4 separate regions of the Mus musculus genome follow, and all the other regions are linked to region 4. Evidence: chromatin loops called from intact Hi-C (ENCODE). Cell type or tissue: heart. All regions are shown on one strand. Links, peaks and the distances in the headings refer to the core of each region. The heading gives the core; the rest is flanking DNA. Region 1 holds the start of Kiz (kizuna centrosomal protein). Region 2 holds the start of Gm52577 (a long non-coding RNA gene). Region 3 holds the start of Crnkl1 (crooked neck pre-mRNA splicing factor 1). Region 4 holds the start of Ralgapa2 (Ral GTPase activating protein, alpha subunit 2 (catalytic)).

The links. Hi-C counts contacts between places; a loop is a spot of excess contacts. Peaks named below come from ENCODE experiments on the same cell type or tissue, not always from the same donor. Only the 100,000 strongest peaks of a DNase experiment are listed, where the experiment ranks them.
Region 1: it touches region 4 in a loop (3-fold over the local background); 4 of 42 quality-filtered maps call a loop at or near these places.
Region 2: it touches region 4 in a loop (1.8-fold over the local background); 2 of 42 quality-filtered maps call a loop at or near these places.
Region 3: a loop joins it to region 4, with 3 times the contacts of the local background. A loop is called at or near these places in 7 of 42 quality-filtered maps.

The regions. Positions count from the first base shown.
Region 1 is chr2:146,853,003-146,858,334 of GRCm38, forward strand. It overlaps Kiz (kizuna centrosomal protein), which reads left to right and starts at 2,878. Exons shown (of 14, transcript NM_001033298.4): 1 at 2,878-3,041. The coding sequence starts at 2,920. In heart, for the core only: CTCF peaks have their summits at 2,755 and 2,959; a DNase peak (open chromatin) is centred at 2,839; H3K4me3 peaks cover 1,576 bases; H3K27ac peaks cover 1,530 bases.
Region 2 is chr2:146,573,124-146,578,455 of GRCm38, forward strand. It overlaps Gm52577 (a long non-coding RNA gene), which reads left to right and starts at 2,381. Exons shown (of 2, transcript XR_003954146.1): 1 at 2,381-2,513. In heart, for the core only: no CTCF peak of the experiment used is centred there; a DNase peak (open chromatin) is centred at 3,088; H3K27ac peaks cover 1,544 bases.
Region 3 is chr2:145,932,039-145,937,370 of GRCm38, forward strand. It overlaps Crnkl1 (crooked neck pre-mRNA splicing factor 1), which reads right to left and starts at 2,662. Exons shown (of 14, transcript NM_025820.3): 1 at 2,516-2,662; 2 at 775-927; 3 at 208-299. The coding sequence starts at 2,566. It overlaps Cfap61 (cilia and flagella associated protein 61), which reads left to right and starts at 2,746. Exons shown (of 27, transcript NM_001369121.1): 1 at 2,746-2,802. In heart, for the core only: no CTCF peak of the experiment used is centred there; DNase peaks (open chromatin) are centred at 2,753 and 5,103; H3K4me3 peaks cover 2,233 bases; H3K27ac peaks cover 770 bases.
Region 4 is chr2:146,509,892-146,515,223 of GRCm38, forward strand. Ralgapa2 (Ral GTPase activating protein, alpha subunit 2 (catalytic)) reads right to left here and starts at 2,113. Exons shown (of 41, transcript NM_001033348.3): 1 at 1,903-2,113. The coding sequence starts at 2,008. In heart, for the core only: a CTCF peak has its summit at 2,124; DNase peaks (open chromatin) are centred at 2,350 and 2,830; H3K4me3 peaks cover 1,877 bases; H3K27ac peaks cover 1,686 bases.

The sequences.
Region 1 (5,332 bases), core at 51-5,050, 340 kb after region 4:
AATTTTTTTTAAAGAACATGATTTTTTTAAAAGGTAAAATTTTAATCTCAACATATTCTCAAAAGCCATGCCCTTACTTAGATTAGAATAGTCTGGGGGTTGGGGTTGGGGCCTGGTCATCTACAGGCCTTGAAGGACTTACCAAAGTACTGTAGTAAAACTTTAGTTAGATATGTATAGGTTGCTTTTCTCACTGCTGTGATCAAATGCTAACAGAAGCACCTTAAGGTGGATTCGTTCTGGTTTGTGGGTTAAGAGGGAACAGTCTGCCATGGTAGGAAAGGGATGTCAGAGTTCACTATAGCAAACGTGTGTAGCTGAAACTCCTCACATCTGGGTAGACACAGGAAACAAGGAACAGGGAATTCTGACGCTCTCTTGTTGACTCGGTCTCTATTCCACCTGGACCTTACAGCCCCTGGGATGCTGCAGGCTACATTCAGGATGGATCTTTGTCTTCCTTTAAATCTCTCTGGAAATACCCTCAACCAAGGCATGAGTCTCCTAGGTGATTCCAAATCCAATGAAGCAGATGATGATTAGGCATCACACTACAGGCTGTAAATTAACCTCAGTACACTAGCACTACATCAGTGTGATAGAATGAGTTGACAGAGTAACTAAAAGCCATATCAGTGCTAACCTTACAACTGGGCAAGAGGGTCCTGCACTAGATCTGCATATTACAGGCCTGCTCTTGTCCCTTCCTGACCACTTAATGTGAGGTCGAGTGGATGCCCATGGCAGTTCACACACAACTCCTAGAACACAGTCCCAGGTACCCAGAATCCAGGCATTTCCAACTCAGAGGGTCCCAGACTGCTCTCCAGAGTCTTCAAAGATCTCTTTCCTGGGCCGTTCTTATAAGGAACCATCACTAGTATTTAGCTTTAGGCCAAAAGGAGGCTGAGACAAACATATGGATACAGATGGGATTGGTCGAATGGGGAGAAGGCCGGGCACATGGATCCCTACTGTGAGTGAGGTGTGTCTCATCATGCAACCCTGAAATTAGGGAATTATTAATTTAATTAGGGTGGAAAATTAGGGGGTGGATTAGGAAAGAATCAGAGAACTAAATTCCACATATTTAGGAACATGGACTGTATTTCCATGTTCTTAAAAAGGTATATTGGTCAAGGCAGGAGCAGAGACCCTATTTTGCTTATAGCCCATTATGCTGATTTATGACATTTTAATTCAATGAAGCGCACACGTGTGCATGTTTGTGTGTGTGTGTGTGTGTGTATGCATGTGTGTTAGAGTGTACAAGTAGAGGTTAGAGAACAACTCTTGGGAATCAAATCAAACTCAGATTGCCATACCTGCAAAGAAAGCATGTTTCATTTGCTGGGCCATCGTCTGGTCCACATGTTTTTGTTTTTAAGCCAAGGTCGGTCAGGCCCGCCTGGAATTAGAGATCCTCCTGCCTGTCCCCTTGAGTCCTGAGATTACATGGATATATTCTACCTTTCAGCATTTAGGCAGACAGTATGAGGAAGGAAGGATAGGCAAAATCATAATTTAGGGTTGCTGACTTGACCATTTCGTTGCTTCCCCTAATGCCAGTATGGTACTATAAGTCAGAGCGCAATGGACATGTGCAGTGTATAGTGAGCATGTTATAGTGGGACAAGACACGGACACATGCCGTCAGAAGCAGCTTAGATTTATTATGCCTTGATTTTTCAATTGAGTTTTGGTCATTACACATTCAGGAACGGTTTACTGTTGCTGAACTTTTTGACACACAGCTCCCTATCCCTAACCCATTCAGATATGGTGCAATCCCCATGGAGTCCTGACACACTATTAAAGAAATGTTGGTGTCAGGGATGCTTTGCATGAAAATAAAACTACCGACTTGAGAAAAGAGACATAAAATTAAAAGTCTAGGATAAGGAACCACATTGACTACAAGTACGTGTGTACATTTTTTTTTTTTTAATTTCCTATTCCAAGTGGGTTTTAGAATCCAGTTGTCTTTCTTCAGGAAGCCTTTTGCCATGTTGATGGAGGCAAGAATAAAGACTGATTCTGTTCTGGGCCTTTATAACCAGTAGTTCCTCTGAACTGATCTAAGGTTAAGTTAGTCTTGCTGTAATAGTCTGCCCAATTCACTCTGGGGCACCTAGGCTTTTTGTATGGTCACAGCTGAGTTGTGGGACATAGGGTTTATGCCAATGTAGTCTGGCTGGGGGCCTTGTTGGAGAATTGACTGCAGAAGTAAACGGTTTGATTCACAAGGACCTAGTTAGAAACCAAATCTTTCTCCCCTGAAAGGGCTGATGGCAACCTGAGCATTGAAAAACATTCCAGCGTGGGATGGCATATTTGGTTTCTTTGTTTGTTTGTTTTATTTTGTTTGGGGGTGGGGTTTGGTGTTTTGAGACTAGGTTTCTCTGTGTTGTCTTTGTTGTCCTGGAACTCACTCTGTAAATTAGACTGGCCTCGAACTCAGAATTCCTACTGCCTCTGCCCGTAGTGCTGAGATCAAGGGCATATTTGCGGTTCTTAAATTTTGTTTTCTTCTAGCTTTTTGTTTTGCTTTCTAAGTGCTGGTATCAAAACAATCTTGTCACAGGGTCTCTCACTGCAAATTCTAGGAAGGTAAATAAGAAACTGCATCTGATAAAATGAATGCGTGTAGGACGGATTCTGTAGGGGAAGAGAAACACAGCGGTAGCAGAGAGAACGTGACACAGCTCCCTTGTCTTCTCCCTGTACCACCAGGGCTGCTCCACCCTTGCCAGTCTCTCTGTCTTCGCCCCTCCCGGACCCACACCGCGGCTAACCCCGCCTCCTCGGCGCCCCGCCCTTCGCCCCGCCCTCTTCAGGCCGCTAGGCGCCTTGTTTACCCGCGGTGCATGTTGGGGCGGTCTCCTTGGGCAACGCTGGCCCGCCAGCTGCCCTGTGGCAATGCCGCGAGGGCGCGGTGGCGGTGGTGGTGGCCTGCGCCAGGCCTCCGCCACCTCTGCGCCCTTGGCGAGCCCCAGCTACTACGAAAGGGTGGGCCAGCTCCAGCAGGCTCTGCGGGACAGGTACGGCCGCGGGACGGGGCAGGGAGTCAGCGGCGCCACTGAGAGCATCGGGGTACGGTGTCCGGCCCACTTCCCGCCAGTGGTTCACTAGTGTTGGAACTCGCCTGCGACCCCCAACTAGCCCCAGAAGGGGTTAGGAGCACAACTTTACCACGGATGCCCCTTGTTTGAAAGCGCAGAGAGACTGTAATCTCTCATGACAACCAAAGCCAGGTCCCTCAGCCTGCGGATGCGGCCGGAAGTGAGAGTGGGAGTTTTTTTGCCTGCCAGTCTTGATCAAACCTTGTGAATTTCTTTAGTCCTCTCTAGTCCTACATGCCCCCTCCTCACTCTCTCTTCAAGTTGTCATCCTACTTTGACAGCCGCACTGCATCAAAGATGACAGGTCCAGGAACGCAGGCTGGAATGGTGTGTGTGTGTGTGTGTGTGTGTGTGTGTGTGTGTGTGTGTGTGTGTGTGTGTGTGTGTTTGCGCGCGCGCTGTAGTCTTTTAGAAGTGTCTGGGGCTGACTAAATTTCTAGTAAAAGGATGAAATTTTCAACGGGTTCAGCTTCGAGGGTTGGGATTGCCTTTGATTAAGACATGAAAGATGAGAACCATTGGAAAAAGCTAGATCTAAGAATGCATAAATAGAAAAAAGTACAAAGCAATTGACTATAAATAACCACATGGAAAGATAAGTTGTTGGAACACTTATTTAGCTGCCAAATTAATTGGACTTAGAAATCTCATTAGTTGACAAGAAAGGAAATAGATTTTTGGATCTTTTGATAAACAAAACATTTAGTGGGTGTTAAAGTTACAGAATCATTCAGAAGGAACAGGAGGGCTGTAACAATTCTAAGATCATAACAGTAATTGCAGGTGAGGTAAAGTAAGTGATTTTTCAAAGGAATTGCATCTTACACTAGACTTAATTTTTGCCAATTACTTGTTAAGTAACTCCCACGGGCCCTAACTCTTCTTTCCGTGTTTTATCTTCTTTCTACATCCGTTTTTTTTTTTTTTTTTTCCTTCTGACACAGTCCTGCTCACCTACTCTAGGGATCTCTTAATCTCCCACTTAAGAAAAAAAAAATTAACCATTTAGGCGTATGTTGGTGGTGGTCTATGCTGAAGAGACAGAAATAGGAGGACCACAGGTTCAAGGCCAGCCTGGGATACAAGCCAGCCAGGGCAGCATAGTGAGAACCTATCTCCAACACACACACACACACACACACACACACACACACACACACACACACCTTTATTTTTCCTACAGAGCTTTTCTTTTCTCAATACTTTCTAATGTTTGCACCTTCAGTGTGCTTAGTGAGATCTCAGAGAGAATACAATAGAGAGAGAGAGAATGTGTGTGTGTGCATGCACAAGCACGTGTGCACATGCGAGCTCAAGTGTGCCTACATTGAGAATTTTAGGTGAGAAGCAACACCTTTTGCTCACTGTGTAGTACAATGGTGGAGGAGGTGTTTTTGTAAAATGTTTGAATTTATGGGTTAAATCCAAAAGTCAATTAGCCAGCGTCTAGGTGTTACAAATGCCTTATGTGGAATGCCATCACCTCATTGTCACTGAATAATGATCTTTTTTCCAGTTACCCAAGGTGGTGGTATTAGATCTCTGCATATATATATGTGTACACATATATATATGCATCAGCTAATTTAAAAGCAAGAACTTTAGTTTTAGTGCCTTTATCTCATTGTCTGTTGTAGTTCAAGAGTGGTATAGTTACCTTTGGCCTTTACTTATTTGTGTTTTGTAGGCAAAGATCTGCTCTTAAAATGTGACTGATTTAAATGACATTCTTTTTGAACTAGGTTAGTGGTAAGTTATTTTTGCCTCCTATGCTGGAAGCACCTGGTTCTTTATGGTCCTTATGGCACAATAACTGTAATGATTATCCACTTTATGTTTAGCACTTTTTGCTTTAATTAGGAAGCAAGGTAAGGTTGTTGAAGTTACATAAGAAACTGGAGTCAGATTTTATGGCCTGTTCATGGTCCTGCATTTGAAGATTTGTTTTATTTTTAAGTCAGTGTAAATCTATTGCTCTGTGTGATCATTTTTCATTTTAAGAATCTGTAAGTGACTCTAATTAATGCATGCTACACACAAGATAGAAGCAAATAACTCTAGAGAGGGAGCTATAGTAAATGAGTAGGAACATGAGTTCTGCCCATGACAAGTCATGAGACTTCACCAAGGGTCACACACACACACACACACACACACACACACACACACACACTAAATGTAATAACATTTTAAAAATTAAAGCCAGTCTC
Region 2 (5,332 bases), core at 268-5,267, 63 kb after region 4:
TTGGGAGCCCTGTGATCCATCCATTAGCTGACTGTGAGCATCCACTTCTGTGTTTGCTAGGCCCCGGCATAGTCTCACAAGAGACAGCTACATTTGGGTCCTTTCGATAAAATCTTGCTAGTATATGCAATGGTGTCAGCGTTTGGATGCTGATTATGGGGTGGATCCCTGGATATGGCAGTCTCTACATGGTCCATCCTTTCATCTCAGCTCCAAACTTTGTCTTTGTAATTCCTTCCATGGGTGTTTTGTTCCCAATTCTAAGGAGGGGCATAGTGTCCACACTTCAGTCTTCATTCTTCTTGAGTTTCATGTGTTTAGCAAATTGTATCTTATATCTTGGGTATCCTAGGTTTGGGGCTAATATCCACTTATCAGTGAGTACATATTGTGTGAGTTCCTTTGTGAATGTGTTACCTCACTCAGTATGATGCCCTCCAGGTCCATCCATTTGCCTAGGAATTTCATAAATTCATTCTTTTTAATAGCTGAGTAGTACTCCATTGTGTAGATGTACCACATTTTCTGTATCCATTCCTCTGTTGAGGGGCATCTGGGTTCTTTCCAGCTCCTGGCTATTATAAATAAGGCTGCTATGAACATAGTGGAGCATGTGTCCTTCTTACCACTTGGGGCATCTTCTGGATATATGCCCAGGAGAGGTATTGCTGGATCCTCCGGTAGTACTAGGTCCAATTTTCTGAGGAACCGCCAGACTGATTTCCAGAGTGGTTGTACAAGCCTGCAATCCCACCAACAATGGAGGAGTGTTCCTCTTTCTCCACATCCACGCCAGCATCTGCTGTCACCTGAATTTTTGATCTTAGCCATTCTGACTGGTGTGAGGTGGAATCTCAGGGTTGTTTTGATTTGCATTTCCCTGATGATTAAGGATGTTGAACATTTTTTCAGGTGCTTCTCTGCCATTCGGTAATCCTCAGGTGAGAATTCTTTGTTCAGTTCTGAGCCCCATTTTTTAATGGGGTTATTTGATTTTCTGGAGTCCACCTTCTTGAGTTCTTTATATATGTTGGATATTAGTCCCCTATCTGATTTAGGATAAGTAAAGATCCTTTCCCAATCTGTTGGTGGTCTTTTTGTCTTATTGTTTCTTTTACTTTCTAAGTCTTCTCAAACTCCCAGCAGTGCCCCTTCCTATCCTGCATCTTATGATGAGTATAGACTGGCTTTTACTTTCTGAAACAGACTGACATTTGAATAAGTGAATATGGTGATAGCCTAGATCTAAGCATGTTTCACATGCACAAACATACAGACATGTCCAGATACATACATGTATGCCCACACAGGCTTCATTCTCAGAGGGCCCCTTCCTACAGCTATGCACCGAGGCCAGCAGCCTTAGGTAGCCTTGGAGAATGTCTCATGACCTTCATCCATAAAGGTCAGAACAAGGAAGGCAATCTGAGCAGCCTCTAAAACCAGAGTTCTTCTCAGTGTCCTACCCAGACAGTCAGAGCTATGGGGTCTGCACACAGCAGCACACAAGCAATGGTGGCCTCAAGTGATTCAGGGGGAAGTGATAGGTAGTGAGCGTTAACAGTGGGAACAAAAGCGGCTACATGTCCCCATGTGAATTTGCTGAGTCACTATAACATCACTAAAAGTCAAGTGGCTTAAATGACAGAAATGTATTTCTCTTGGTTCTGGACACTAGATGTCCAAAATCAAGGTGCTGGCCTCTTTGTTTCTCAGAGGTCTCTCTCCTTGGTTTGCAGGTGACTGTCATTTCCCTGTGTCCTAGTATGTCCTTCCCTATGTGACTCTGAACCAGTTTCCTTTGCTCATAAGAACATTAGTCGTATTGGATTAAAGTCTATTTGTATGACCTCATCTCATCTTAGCTACCTTTCTGTAGAGACCTTGTCTCCTTCTGTTTGGATAGGATTTTTTTTTTTTTTTCTTCCTGGGGCTAGTGTGCTAGAAGCTTGATTGCCTCCATTTTCAACCTCAGAAGATGGCTTGGAGCTTGGAGTTGACTGGACAATTTGAACTGCTGATCTTGGAAGGGTTGATGGAATTCCTTCTCCCACCTTGCTCACCTTTCAATCTCATGCTCATTCCTGTCCTGTTGCCATGCTGTGATGCAGCCAAGGGACGCTCACAGGAACCCCCACCCCCAACTAGGAGCTAAGTAAACCTCTCTTTTTTATAAGTTACTCAGTCTTGGATATTTTGTTATATCAACAGAAAGTGGACTGATACATCTCCTAATACAACTGCATTCTGAAGTTTTGGGGGCTAGGAAATCAATATGTGTCTAAGGAGGCTGTAAATCAATCCACAACACCCATAAAGGTAAGGGGCTGATGATTTCCTGTGACCTGGGGAATCACACGCCCCCTTGATGGATCAGAGAATGGGAGATAGGAAGCTCTCCCTGATTCTAGACGCCAAGACTGAAATTCCAGCTCCTGTGAGATTTTACTCAGCCCAGTGTAGGGGAACGTGGAAGATGGCTTGTTCTTGTTCCTCATCTTGCCTCAGGCAGGGTAAGCAAATCCTTACTTGAGTGTAAACCCACTGTGTAGCTTTTTCTGGAAGCTGAAAACGTCATATGTGTTGAATTAGAATGCATGTTGTCTACTTACAAATAGTAGGGTGTAGGAAAAAAGGGTTAAGAAAGAAACTCAGGGACTTGGGCAATAGGCCAGTGGCAGAGCACTTGCCCAGCATGTACAAGGTCCTGACTTCTATCCCCAGTACCAGGGGAGAGAAGAAAAAAGAGCTCTTGTCTAAAGTGAGCTTGGCAGTAGCCATGAAATTCCTTCTTTTTCACGTTCTAGCAATTATGGTACCAATAAAATCAGCCAACTGAATTATTACAAGGAGTTATTATAATGCTCTTTTATATTGGGGCATATAAACTCTTGGATATATGAACCACTAATGCCCAATTGTTTATCTTTTAATATAAAGTCTTTCCAAGGGCAGGCAGAAATAATAGGACACAGACTCTGGCTCCTGTGGGGTCATGTGTTTCAGCAGCTGATAGGGGAGTTTGTCTGGGCCACACTTTTCTAAATATAACATCTGCCAAGTTTCCTCAAAAGGGTAGTCTTGTGCCCTGAGGGAATGCGATAGGCAAGCTCTTAAAGGAAAAGGCTTCAAGAAGTGTGGAATCAGCAATTAAATAGGAAAGTGCCTCTCTTCGCCTTGTCCAGGAAGCAAAGGTTTGCATGCCAGGAAGCACTTTCTATTTATGCCTGGTAAATCCAACCTAACACAAAAGGAAGATCCGTGAAAGTGCCATTGGCAAAGAATAACATTTTTATGAGGAAAGAGTGGTCAAGGGTTAGTTTGTTTCCCTTAATTTCTGCAAAGACTGCAGCTTGGTAGGGTGAGGGCCAAAGTTCACAGAGAGAGACGCTGTGAGCTTGGTCTACATCCTGTTAAAGTGTATGTGTGCAAGTATACTCGAATATTTGAGTAGGTTTCCAAAATGTAAAAATGTGATTTTGTACAAGGTTTTGCATTTCTAGCCTCCCTTCAGGGAATGGAAGGTGGGTGTCCCTGGGTCCTGGGTGGCAATGACTGTTGAGAACTAGGATGACATAGTGGCTTTGTTTACTCTAAGCAAGATAAGAGGCAAGGTGTTTTCAGGGGCAAGGTATTTTCCTCAGTTTAATCGTCTTTCAATCCACTTTCCTCATTCTCTGTGTCTAGGCCAAATATAAAGTGCTTGTGTGTTTTTCCTGTTAAGCAACACATTTTTTATGAATTTAAAAGGTACCACTAGTATTACTATTTTTAAGTTAACTTACAAAGTAACAAGTTTCCCTATGGCATTTCCATACATACTTGGTTTTGGTTGGCTTTCCCTCCCACCACCCCTCCCTCTCTATTGTCTTCTTGCTCCCCCCTCCCTGCTCACCCCTTTTACCTCCCTCAAAATTCTCCCTTCCCCCTTCAAATCACCTGTGTTTCATTACTCTTCTCTCTTTTAAGGGTTTGTGTGTCTGTGTGTGTGATTGTTGTTTTCTTTTTTCTTTTTTCCCTCTCATGAACCCCTTTCTCCTTTCCTGATTCTGACAGATTTGGTTTTTGTGACAGGGTCTCAGGCCTCCTGAATGCCTAGATGTTTTTAGCTAGCTGAGGATGACCTTGTACCCCTGCCTCCACCTCCCGTCCGAGTGCTGAGGCGACAGGGCTGAGGCAACAGGTGTGGGTTACCAGACAGGGCTTCCTGATACAAACTGTTAATTGTTAACTTATTCATTCACCCACTTCCAGAAAATAGGGGTATAAAGTATCTCCCTTTGACACCTGGCATGGGCTTTTAAACCTTTAAAGTATGCACTCAACAGAAATGTTTCTAGTAACAAGTAAGAATCAATTTGCTATTTTAAAAGTCCTCAGTTGATACCATTTGCCCTAGTTAGGGCTACTATTGCTGTGATAAAACACCCAGACCAAAGCAACTTGGAGAGGAAGTTTCAGCTTACTCTTCCATAACACCATTTACCTTTGAAGGAAATCAGAACAGGAACTCAAACTAAGCAGGAACCTGGAGGCAGGAGCTAATGCAGTGGCCATAGAGGGGTGCTGCTTTCTGGTTTGTTCCTCATGGCTTGCTCAGCCTGATTTCTTATAAAAAACCAAGGACCACCAGCCCAGGGATGCCAGCACCCACAATGAGCTGAGCCCTCAAAATCACTAACTAAGAAAAATGCCCTACAGTCTTGCCTATAGGCCAGTCTTATGAAGACATTTTTCCTTTTTCTTTTTTTAATTAGGTATTTTCTTCATTTACATTTCAAATGCTATCCCAAAAGTCCCCCATACCCTCCCCCCCCACTCTCCTACCCACCCACTCCCACTTCTTGTCCCTAGCATTCCCCTGTACTGAGGCATATGAAGTTTGCAAGACCAAGGGACCTCTCTTCCCAATGATGGCCCTTCTGCTACATATGCAGCTAGAGACATGAGCTCCGGGGGGGTACTGGTTAGTTCATATTGTTGTTCCACCTATAGTTGCAGACCCCTTTAGCTCCTTGGGTACTTTCTCTAGCTCCTCCATTGGGGGCCCTGTGTTCCATCCAATAGCTGACTGTGAGCATCCACTTCTGTGTTTGCCAGGCACCAGCATAGCCTCACAAGAGAGAGCTATATCAGGGTCCTTTCAGCAAAATCTTGCTAGTGTATGCAATGGTGTCAGCGTTTGGAGGCTGATTATGGATGGATCCCCGGGTGTGGCAGTCTCTAGATGGTCCATCCTTTTGTCTCAGCTCCAAATTTTGTTTCTGTAACTCCTTCCATGGGTGTTTTGTTCCCAATTCTAAGAAGGGGCAAAGTGTCCACACTTTGGTCT
Region 3 (5,332 bases), core at 195-5,194, 580 kb before region 4:
AGGAGTACGAGAGCAGCAAGACTCATATGTAGACCCTCCCGAGACACTCCACAACCGTCCTTCCCAGTACCCACTGCCTCAGAGGGCTCCATGGAAGAGAAGCTGGAAATTACTAGCACAGTACAGGTCCATGCTTTACCTTCCTAGATTTCATGTGCTCATTTACTCACTCTTTGTAGACAGACACTATAGTCATGGCAATTTTACCTTTGAATTTCCTTTAGACTTTCCTCCCATTGTGCGTATTTTATCCAGTTGCTAATCACAGTCCTATTTTTTCTTATGTTATCTTCAAAAGTCTGAAAGGCAAAGGGGGGCGGGGAGCAGTACAGTAAAGAGAAAACGACTTTGCTTTTCCTTATGATATACACTTCTCGTTTTACTCTTCCTAAAAGAAATTATATCCTAGATGCCAAGGAACAGCAGCTTTCCTCCAGAAGGGTATCAGTGACAGGTGTTTCTCTAAAGTTTATGGAGACAAGAAAAATGTAGGGGTAGCTATTGCAAGATTTTGCTGTTCTCTGTAATAATTAACGAGTACTTTAATATATTCTACTCTCATTCCTTTTAAGAACAAGAATGTTAAAACACCTTTCAAGATTACCTTCAAGTGCTCAGTAATTTATAGAACTTCCCATATAACTTCCATAATATTCGTGGATTAAATAATTCCCAATATTCGCCTGAGGTCCCATCACATAGGCTCTCTGGGAGCTCGTTCCCACTGTGGGCAGCAACTGGGACAGGTTGCACAGTGCATTCTGACGGACTCACCTTCCTTTTCCGGAGTTTGTAATCGTTTAATTCTTCCTCATCTGTGATCTTCTGCTGAGGTGGAGGTGGGAGGAGCTCGAGTTCTCTCTCTTTAGCTTCTCGGAGGAGCTGCTCGGCCGTTATCTGCACTTCGGCCGGCGCCTTGTTCTTCACCTTTTAAGACAAAGAGACATTCCTATTTTGGGTAGTGCTCTCCACACGAGATTTTAAAACCCTTGTATATTTTCCAGGACATAAACTTCCTAAGAATGGCAGGGTGGTGGCACACACCTTTAATCCCAGCACTTGGGAGGCAGAACCAGGTGGATTTCTGAGTTCAAGGCCAGGCTGGTCTACAGAGTGAGTTCCAGGACAGCCAGGGCTACACAGAGAAACCCTGTCTCGAAAGAAAAAGCCCTCCTAAGAATGTGCCCAAGATGCCATCTTTGAATAACATCTTCAATTCTCCATGAGGGGCAGGGGGAAAAAAAAATCACACTCCTTCCTCTTTATAACCTGCTTAGAGAACTCCTCTACATATTTTAATCCTTCTAGTGGACAAGCTGGTTTTCCATGACATTTTAGGCCAACTGAAACTTGTTTTTACTAAGTCTCCATCATTAGCCTGTAAGCTTTTAGAGCACCTGAAGCTATAGTTCCAACACAGGAGCTTAAAAGTCAAATGTGTTCAAGTGCAGATGGACCCTAAGTTCTAATTGGCCTTTTTACTGCTGTGATCGAACATCACCAACAAAAGCAACCTGCAGAGGAAAGAGCTGACTGATTGGCTTACACAACTGGACCACAGTCTTCATGAATGGAAGACACGGCAGGAAGCTGGAGGCATACCAGCTGTGCTCAGTCTGCTCTCACAGACTACACCAGAGCCCCTGCCCAGGTGTGGCACTGCCCAAGTAGGCGGGGGGGGGGGGGGCGTCCACATCAATTGGTAATCAAGAAAATGCCTCACACACTTGCCAGCAAGCAAGCTTAGGGACGAATTTTCTTAGTCCAGATGCCTCCTCCTAGATAACTTTATCTTGTGTCAAGCTGTCAAAAACTTAGTCAGCATGCATTCCCTGGCTTTTATGACTCAGGATAGGGGTTTGGGAGCGGGGGTAGGGGGGAAGCTACCACATCAGACTTTTACAATAATTACATGTGGAAATAAGAACTTGTCTCAAGACAAAATGGCCAAATCAGACTTCCAGAGAATGACTGTATGTGATGGCTAAGTGCAAGATTTGACACTTATTAAGTATTGATGAAGTATCAACCACAGTTGGAAATATAACAATTTACTATCTAACCTAAATTTTATGCCATTGCCCAGAGCCTATCCTCTGCCATTCTCTTCACTGCCTAACTTTGATGCAGCCTAAGTGTTAACTTCCTTCACAAAGTTTACCCTCAAGTTTACAGGCACCCTTCTGGCTCTTGCCCATGGCATATCTACACTACTTGGATACATCTATCTGGGTTGCCATTTCGCTCTCTCTCCAGTTTTAGTGGAGCACTCTTGCCCGGAGTAAAAGTAGGGGATCCCCAGAGACTAGCAAAGCAAACAGTTTACCGAACCGAACCGATGCTTTGCAACCCTGGAAGGAAGGCTGGGCAGACGCGAGACGAGCTCGGAGTGACAAGACCCTGCGCCACCTCACCGACCACCTGTCTTCTTGGACCGCGGCACAGAGATCGCTGTCTCGAATCTCTGGTGCCCGACACCGCAGATGCTGTTCGGGGGCTCCTCCCGGTCGCCTACCTTGGCCACTTTAGGAATGCGCTGTTTCCCGGCCGCCGTGGAGGCTGCCATGACTGCAGCCGTGGAACTCGAGCGATCCTGGCCGACAACCGGACTTGAGAAAAGCACTTCGAACCGGCCGGCACAACAGAGTCAGCCACAACAAACTAGATACCGGAACCGGAACCGGAACTTGCGAAGACGACCTTTGACCGCCTCACCAGTCAGGGGAAACGCCGCGTCGTTTCCTTAGCAACTGTGTGCGCGTCCTCTGTGGAGACTTGCGGCTTGCTGGAGCTGCGGGTGAGGTGGGTAGGGCGGGCTGCGCCGCAGGGATATAGGGCTCTGGCGGCGAGGGCTCATCCAGGTCTATCTCCGGGATGCGTGCAGCTGTAGGCCGTGGCACCTTTGAGGGGCGTAGAAATCCATTTCAGGTGTAGAAACTCCGGGGAGAAGGGAAAAGCACCGAGGAAACCCTGCAAGCAGCCTGGGCAGCGGTGCATTCTGGGATTTGTAGTCTTTCGAGTTCCCGCCCCCTCGCCTTAGGCTTCCCCGCGATTGGACCAAGTTAATAATCTTGAAATGTGGATTTTTTTAAAAAAAAAATCAGAAGAGGTATTTTTGAAACAAGATGTTAGAGAAAGGTGGAAATTAGTCAGTAGCAAAGCACCTACAGAAACTGATCAAATTTTTAGTCTGTAAATTTTTTTTTTTTTTTTTTTTTTTTTATTTTCCGAGACAGGGTTTCTCTGTATAGCCCTGGCTGTCCTGGAACTCACTCTGTAGACCAGGCTGGCCTCGAACTCAGAAATCCGCCTGCCTCTGCCTCCCAAGTGCTGGGATTAAAGGCGTGCGCCACCACGCCCGGCATGTAAATTTGTATTATCTCAATTCTCTTATCCTTAATATCCTTAGCTATAAAAGGATAAAAGTATCTATTTCCTTAAGATTAAAGAAAAAAATCTGTCTCTGTAAAATACTCGCTAGATGTTAGTACGTATAATATCTGAAGTACATTAAAAACAGTGATTTAGCATATAGTTAAGATAATTTTTTAAAATAAAAATTTTGGAATTGACAGCAAAATTGGGAAGGTGAGCTTTTCCTACTCTTTCCCCACCCTCAAAGGACTTTCTACGATCCATCCCCACCCCGTGTCAGTTACAAGAAACTGTTAGAGTTTACTTTTGTAACAGTCTTGAGATTTAGGACAACGGCAAGATTTTTTGTTTTGTTTTGGAGACAGGGTTTCTCGGTGTAGTCCTGATTCCCTGGTTGTCCGGGAACTCACTCTGTAGACCAGGCTGGCCTGGAACTGTCAACATCCTCAGGGTACCTCCTGTTCATCCTCCCCCTCGAGCCTTTGTCCATCAATACTCCTTTTTATCAAGCATTTTGTTTGTTTGTTTTTTAATTCCTTCTTTGAAAGTTTTGCGTCTTAATCATAGCCATTCCTCCAGCTTTCCCCAGATCTACCCCACTCCCTATTCACCCAACTGTGTGTCTTTTTGTTTTTTAACCTTTGAAGACTAATTCGTATTGCCCAGATATTCTTGGATATGTGGTCTACTGGAGCTTGGTCAACTTACCAGAATGTTATACTCTTAGAGAAAACTCATGCTTTCCAGCAGCTAAAAAATGACCAATTTCTCCACTGCCAGGTGTGGTATTGTGTGCCCATCTCTCCATAAGGGGATTTGGTCTGGCTTGAGTTTGCACAGGTTTTGTGCTGCGCTGCTGTGTCCAGATGTTTTCTGTAGTCGTCCACTGCCTCTTGAGCGCACACACTGCCTCCTCTCTGATAGTGAGAGCCTTGGGGGCTGAGAGAGTGCGGACACTGGACTGAGGTAGCAGGGATCGATTGATCTATTTTTTTTTAATGTCTCTGTAGTTCTTTGTAGATGGTTGGAGTCATATACCTCTTCAGATTACTGTCTCTCATTTAGTAACGTGCATTTACGCTCGTCATTTATTAGTGACTTAATTAAATCCTTATGAGTTTTTTGTTACAGGTGGTGATGACGATGATTTGTTTGTTTGTTTGTTTGTTTGTTTGTTTTGGTGTTGTTTGTTTTCTGGTACAAGGTCTTACTGTGTAGCCCTGGCTGGCCTGGAACTCCCAGAGATCTACCAGCTTTTTGCCTCCCAAGTACCGGGATTAAAGGCTGGTACCACCACATCTGGCAATAGATAATTGTTTTAAGGAATTTCCATACTTGCCCAACTCCTAGTATTTGGGGAAAAAAATAAGTATGCCATGATATCACTCCTACTCTCTCTAAACTTTCTTTTGCAATTTTTCCAAACTACAAATGAGTATAGCCAAAATCAAAGCATTTGCCACAGCTCTAAACCATGTCATCCAAATATTCAAAATCATCTCGTTTCCCAAACATTAAATACACTGAAATTACTTTTGCTGTGCTCCTAAAGTGAAACCACCCGACAGGCCAATAGCTGCTAAGATAAGAGAGTGGGGGAGAGGAAGCTAGTATCCCAGGTTTTGGAGATGTTGCCTAGATACCAAGGTCTTCTTGTCTTTGCAACATGAAGTGCTTCTATTCTGAGTCCATGGTTCCACTAGGCAACAGCTGGGCAGCGCTAAGGACGACGGCACAGGTTCTCTAGATAACCACCACGGTCACCATAACACCAAGGCTACACAACACAGACCACGTCACACATAGGGATCTGCTTCTCTCCCACTGTGCTCTGTGAAAATCAAAAGTCCTTGTACCCAGCTCACACGGCTTGCTAAACGCCTGGGCAATGGAAACATCTGGACAGCTTCACTGGTCAGTTATTGTTGTAAAATGGGAACTGGTTAAAGAAAATGAA
Region 4 (5,332 bases), core at 104-5,103:
CACACATTAAAAAGATAAAATCATAAAGAGATGCCATTGGCCAGGTTCACAGCCTATCCCTGCCACTTGCACCTGGAAGGAGCCACACACCTTAGGGGAGAAATTAAGGATACTCAGACCTGAAAGTATCCATTTTCTCTGGACGGTAACAAAGACAGTGTATCTCTAAGAAACCACTCTGGTCTAGGTTTTCTGTCTTTATAAAATGTAGCCAACTTAATCTTGGCCTTCTTGGTCAGAACAAAGGTTTAAATTCTTCAGCACAGAAAAAGTTCCAAAGTATCAAATGCCTTAAAATACTGTTCAGTTCTCCTTTATCAAGAATGCCCCTGCAGCAGGAACTAATCAGATACTAAGGACCCAACACAAAGCACTTGTGTGCCTAGACATTTCACTACAGGAAGGAGAAAGTTCAACTTACCAAGAACATCACATTTTGCTTTCAGAAGTCCAGAAACTAATCCTTCTAACAGTAACTGATTTACATTCATTATAAACTGAACACATTAAGTGTAATATCTGGGGATCTGAGATAGTAACTTCAGTTGTCAAAATCTGGTGGGTTTTGAGGGGGAAGGGAGTAGGTTTTGAGGCAACAGTCATGGTTTTGAGTTTTGCATTTGGTTGGTTCATTGGTTGGCTGATTGGCTGGCCAATCCCCCACTCAGAAATAGTTTACACAATATAAATAGAAATAATTAGCAACTCTTAATCTCATTAACAAGAATGCTTAAAATTCTCACCTATAAAATGAATTCTTTTGTGCCCTATTTTCTCAAGTGGCAGATGGTCTAAAATTTTAAAAACACTGGGTTTTTAATTTTTTATTATTGTTTCAACAGTATACATATGTAGAAGAAACCTGTCTTTTCCTTGGCCCCCAAATACAGATAAGTCTGTCCAGACAGACAGAAGATAGAACTAATGCATAGCCTAGCCAAGCTACACATCACCAGCATCAGATAACCTGTGGACACTTCACACCCACAGGGGAGAGCTTTCAAGCCATCACAAGTCAATTCCAGGCCCACTTGGGCTCTGCAGAACCTCCACCCTGCAGGCCATGAATAGGGAAGGCAAAAGGGAGTAATGGTTGTCACTCTGATGATAAGGGAGAAGCTGCCTCCCTGGACCCAAAGAAAGCCTAGCTTCCTCTGATCAGAGCCCCCTTCACACCAAAGACCCAAGGAAACAGCTATCAGCCGGACCCTTCCATCCTCCCTCCCCCAACCCCCAAAAAATGTAAATTTAAAAGAGAGAAGGGCAGGAGAGAAGAAATGACATCTAATCTGTCCTGGGGTCAGCTGAAATCAATCCTACCTAAAGTCTTACACTCAAACATAGTAACATTTTAAAAGGAGAGTGAGTGAGAGATGGTAGTTCAACGAAGTCTGTGATGGGACCACATGAGCTATTGGTCTAACCCAAGTTGTCAAGAATTTAAATTTTTAGAATGGGAGAGGGAGAGGGAGGTGGCAGAGAGGAGGTGGCAGAGAGGTAGGGCTGCGTGTGCGTGTGTGTGTGTGTGTGTGTGTGTGTGTGTGTGTGTGTGTGTGTGTGTTCAAGCCCGCCCCACTTGTGCTTGGTTTATTTCCTGGAGAGGACAGCTTATAGTCACCTCTGTGCCTGCTCTCAGGCACAGAGGTTACCCGAGGCTAGGCACCCAAAAGAGAATCCTGGCTAAGTTTACACTTGGGACGACAGAGCAGCGCCCAGGGCCAACGTACAGCCTTCAGGAACAATGCCTCAAGGGTCCCGATCTAGGCTAGCAAAGGTCGGCTGCGCACCATTCCCAGCTCTCTACATCACTCGGACCTGAGACCCCATCAGGCCCACGCCGCGGGTGGGACCCGGCCCTCCCGGCAGGTGGCTCTGACCCACAGCCCACGCCCCACGCCTCACCCAGCAGCGCCCGCAGGTGCTTCAGGCGGGTCAGCACGTCCTTCTTGGGGTCCAGCACCTTCTGCGTGGACTTTTTCACATCTCCGTGGCTCCTTCGGGAGAACATCCCGCCGCGGTAAGCCTGGGCCCCGCCGGCGGGGCAGGAGGCGCCTGCGCCGCACGAGTCACTGCATAGGGTCGCGACGGGCGCGTGTCGCTCCGGCCACAAGCCGCCCCCCTCCCGGCCGCCTCGCCGCCTCAGCCTCAGCGGAGGCTCCAGGAAGGAGGGGCGGGCCGAACGGTCAGGGGCGGGGCAGGAAGGCGGTGTCGATGCGAAACCCTCGGCCCCGCCCCACGGGTGCCTCTGGTCCGCCCTCCGGCGCGACGCACGCGCACATCCCGGACTGTTCACGCACTAGGAGCCTGAGGCTAGGAACCTCGCGGGGACGCGCGCCCAGCTTCGAGTCTGCGCAGTGACCTCCAATCAGATTGCGGTGTTTTCCATATGACCAGGACCGCGAGCTCCCGCCCCTATATGGGCCGCAAGTGCTCCCGGGAACTGTAGTCCCCACAAGACGAAGCGCAGCGACCTGCTTTCCAGAGTGCTAGATGCCACCCTTGAAACTCACACTCCCTCCCCTCTACTGCCTGGCCTGCGTACCTACCCCTCCCAACCCCCCACTCTCTCACAGACACACACAAAGTAAGAAAAGCTGTAGGACTTTTAAATTTTGAAAACTATTTCTAGATTTTTTTTTTTTTTTTTTACTTCTGGATTCACACTAAGGAGCAAGACAAAGCACGTGTGGCCATGTCAAAATCTGATCTCTAATTTCACACTAAAGTAAATAAATGGCTTTGGTAGCAGAGAAGAGTGGGCCTGTTGTCCAGTGAGGTCCACTCAGTCCCCAAGGCATCTGGAACCCAATCTCAAGTGCAGAGGTCAGTCTTGCCTCTTGCTTTGCGGATAGAGCTCCTGGGTTATGCAAGGCCTCATAGCAATCCAATAACAGAACCAGAAATAGAACCTGAAGGACCTGACTCTCGGGCCAACATGCTTTTTAAGGCCAGATGCCTATTCACTGAAGCAAGACTTTAAGACAGAAGATGCTCAAATGATTTCTTACCAGAAAACTGACTATATAATTGTTTATTATCATCTGGATCCCCAAGGTTTGATATTTTGGCTTTATTAGCAAGTACCTAAAGAGGCACCTTAGAATCACATGTTTTTCATCCAAATAGGCATAATCCAAGAGTCTTTTTCTCTAGTGGAGGAAAGTGCTAGAAATGTACACACCCTTGTATTAAGCTTGGTATTTGATCTCTACAGGCACTCAATAAACTCATTAAGTTAAAAAAAAAAAAAGATGATAAAGCAGCCCTACACATTTCAACTCAGCATGCAAAAACTTCTCCGTTCTGGTAAATTCTATTTTTAGAGTTATCAAAATAGCATGGCTACGACTAAGATATACCCAAAGGAACAGTATTTAGCCAAAAAAACAAAACAAAACAAAACAAAACAGACTACAGACAGATCACCTAACAGCAGAAATCTCACAGACCTAGAGATGTAATCTCCATGCCTAGGATGATGGGAGAGCTGTTGCGCCTCCTGCATCCCCAGATGACATCATAGATGAAGGCCATAATCTCCCCAATTCTGTTGTAAGGGAGAGAAGTGATGCTGTCTCTAACATTACGGCAAGAGTATTTGTCACCATCAGTTTATCCTGTGCCCTGTTTCAGATTTTAAAACACATGTTCACTGTTCCATTCCTTTGAACAAGGACATCTTTTCTTACACTGATTGAAAAAGTAAAATGAATTTATCCCACTGAAATCAATTTTTCTCTTGCAATGTGAGCTCTCATTATTAGCAAACATCTAGTAAAGACCTATGGTGTAAAAACAAGATCCTAAGCCCAGGAAATAACAGATATTACAAGAAGCAGTTCTCTCACTGCCAGAGCTTCCAATCCAACTGAGGAGGAAAAACTAGACAAATATATGCATTTCTGTATGCTAAATATATGGCAGTGTTAGAAACTGGATAGACAAAAACCAGGCATCTATGCATGTAAGTTCATCTCATCTATCATACTTACAGAGTGAAGACATAAGACTGCAACACCCACCTCCCTTTTTAAAAGAATCACGTATTAGTGTTTTGATGCTTATTTACCCAGGACACCTCCCAGTTTTGTTTTGTTGGGGTTTTTTGATTGTTGCTGTTCTCTCAAAAAATCCTCTTGTTGGTCTTCTAACCCCTTGAGGAAATTATTCACCCTGAAGTTACTTACTTCTTCCTTGGGCTTTAGAGTGTCAAGTACTTTTCAGACACTCCATTGCCGCCTTAATCAATAAATAACAAACATGAAATTCAAAGTTTAAAACTTGGGGCTGGAGAGATGCCTCAGTGCTTAGGAGTTCTGGCTGTTCGACTACAGGAGCCAGGTTCAATTTCCAGCACTTCCATGGTGGCTCACAACCATCTATAACTCTAGTCTCAGAGGTCAGATGCCCTTTCCAGCCTCTGAGGACAGATGTGCACACAGGGCACAGACATACACCCATACACATAAAATAAAGATCAGTATGTGGGGCCAGAGAATTGGCTCGGTAGTTAAGAGCACTTGCTGCTCCTCCAGAGGATCCAAATTCTGTTCCCAGCACCTATGTAGGTGGCTCAAAATCACCTGTAACTCCAGCTCTAGGGTGTGTGACATTCTCTTCTGACCTCTGCAGCCATCAGCACATACCTAGCACAGACTTACACAATCACAAAATGTAAAAAAAAAAATTAAAATCTAAAAAAGAAAAATTTAGCTTGTAACAGACAAAGTAATGCTACTCTGAAATAACACTTAGAAAGAAAGAAAGAAAAAAAAAAAAAGACAGGATGTTACCAGTAGTTAGAGGAGGTGCTGTCTGCCTTGGGTGTTTCCAGGTTCTTGGCCTCTTATTCAACAATGAAATAAAAGCCTACACAAATTGCAAAGTAGAGAGGAAACTTTATTTAAAGCAAAGCAATAGAAAAAAGATGAGAATGCACAGTAGGGAGCAGCAGGCAGCATGTGTGAAAATACTCAAAGGTCCTAATTAGTGCTTGGAGCAGTAATTTGGGGCGGGGGCAAAAAAAGAAGAAGAGAATGAGTTATTTAGTAATTAAGGGGTACTTCTCCATCATGGTTAATAGATATGAATTATGCTAGCTTTGCTCCATAAAGTGTCTTATTTTAATCATATCCATGCCCAGTTATGCATAAGCATAAAATGGTAAATAGAAAATCCATAGGTGCACACAGTGTTGTCTTACTGAGCATGAACCCAAACTTGCTTGGGCTAGATCATTCTTTCTATTCTGATAGAGATGAATCTGTCTATGTTTGATGGTCATTAAAGAGAGGAGAAACAGTATCCCACTGTTCAGAGAGGGGTGTGTATG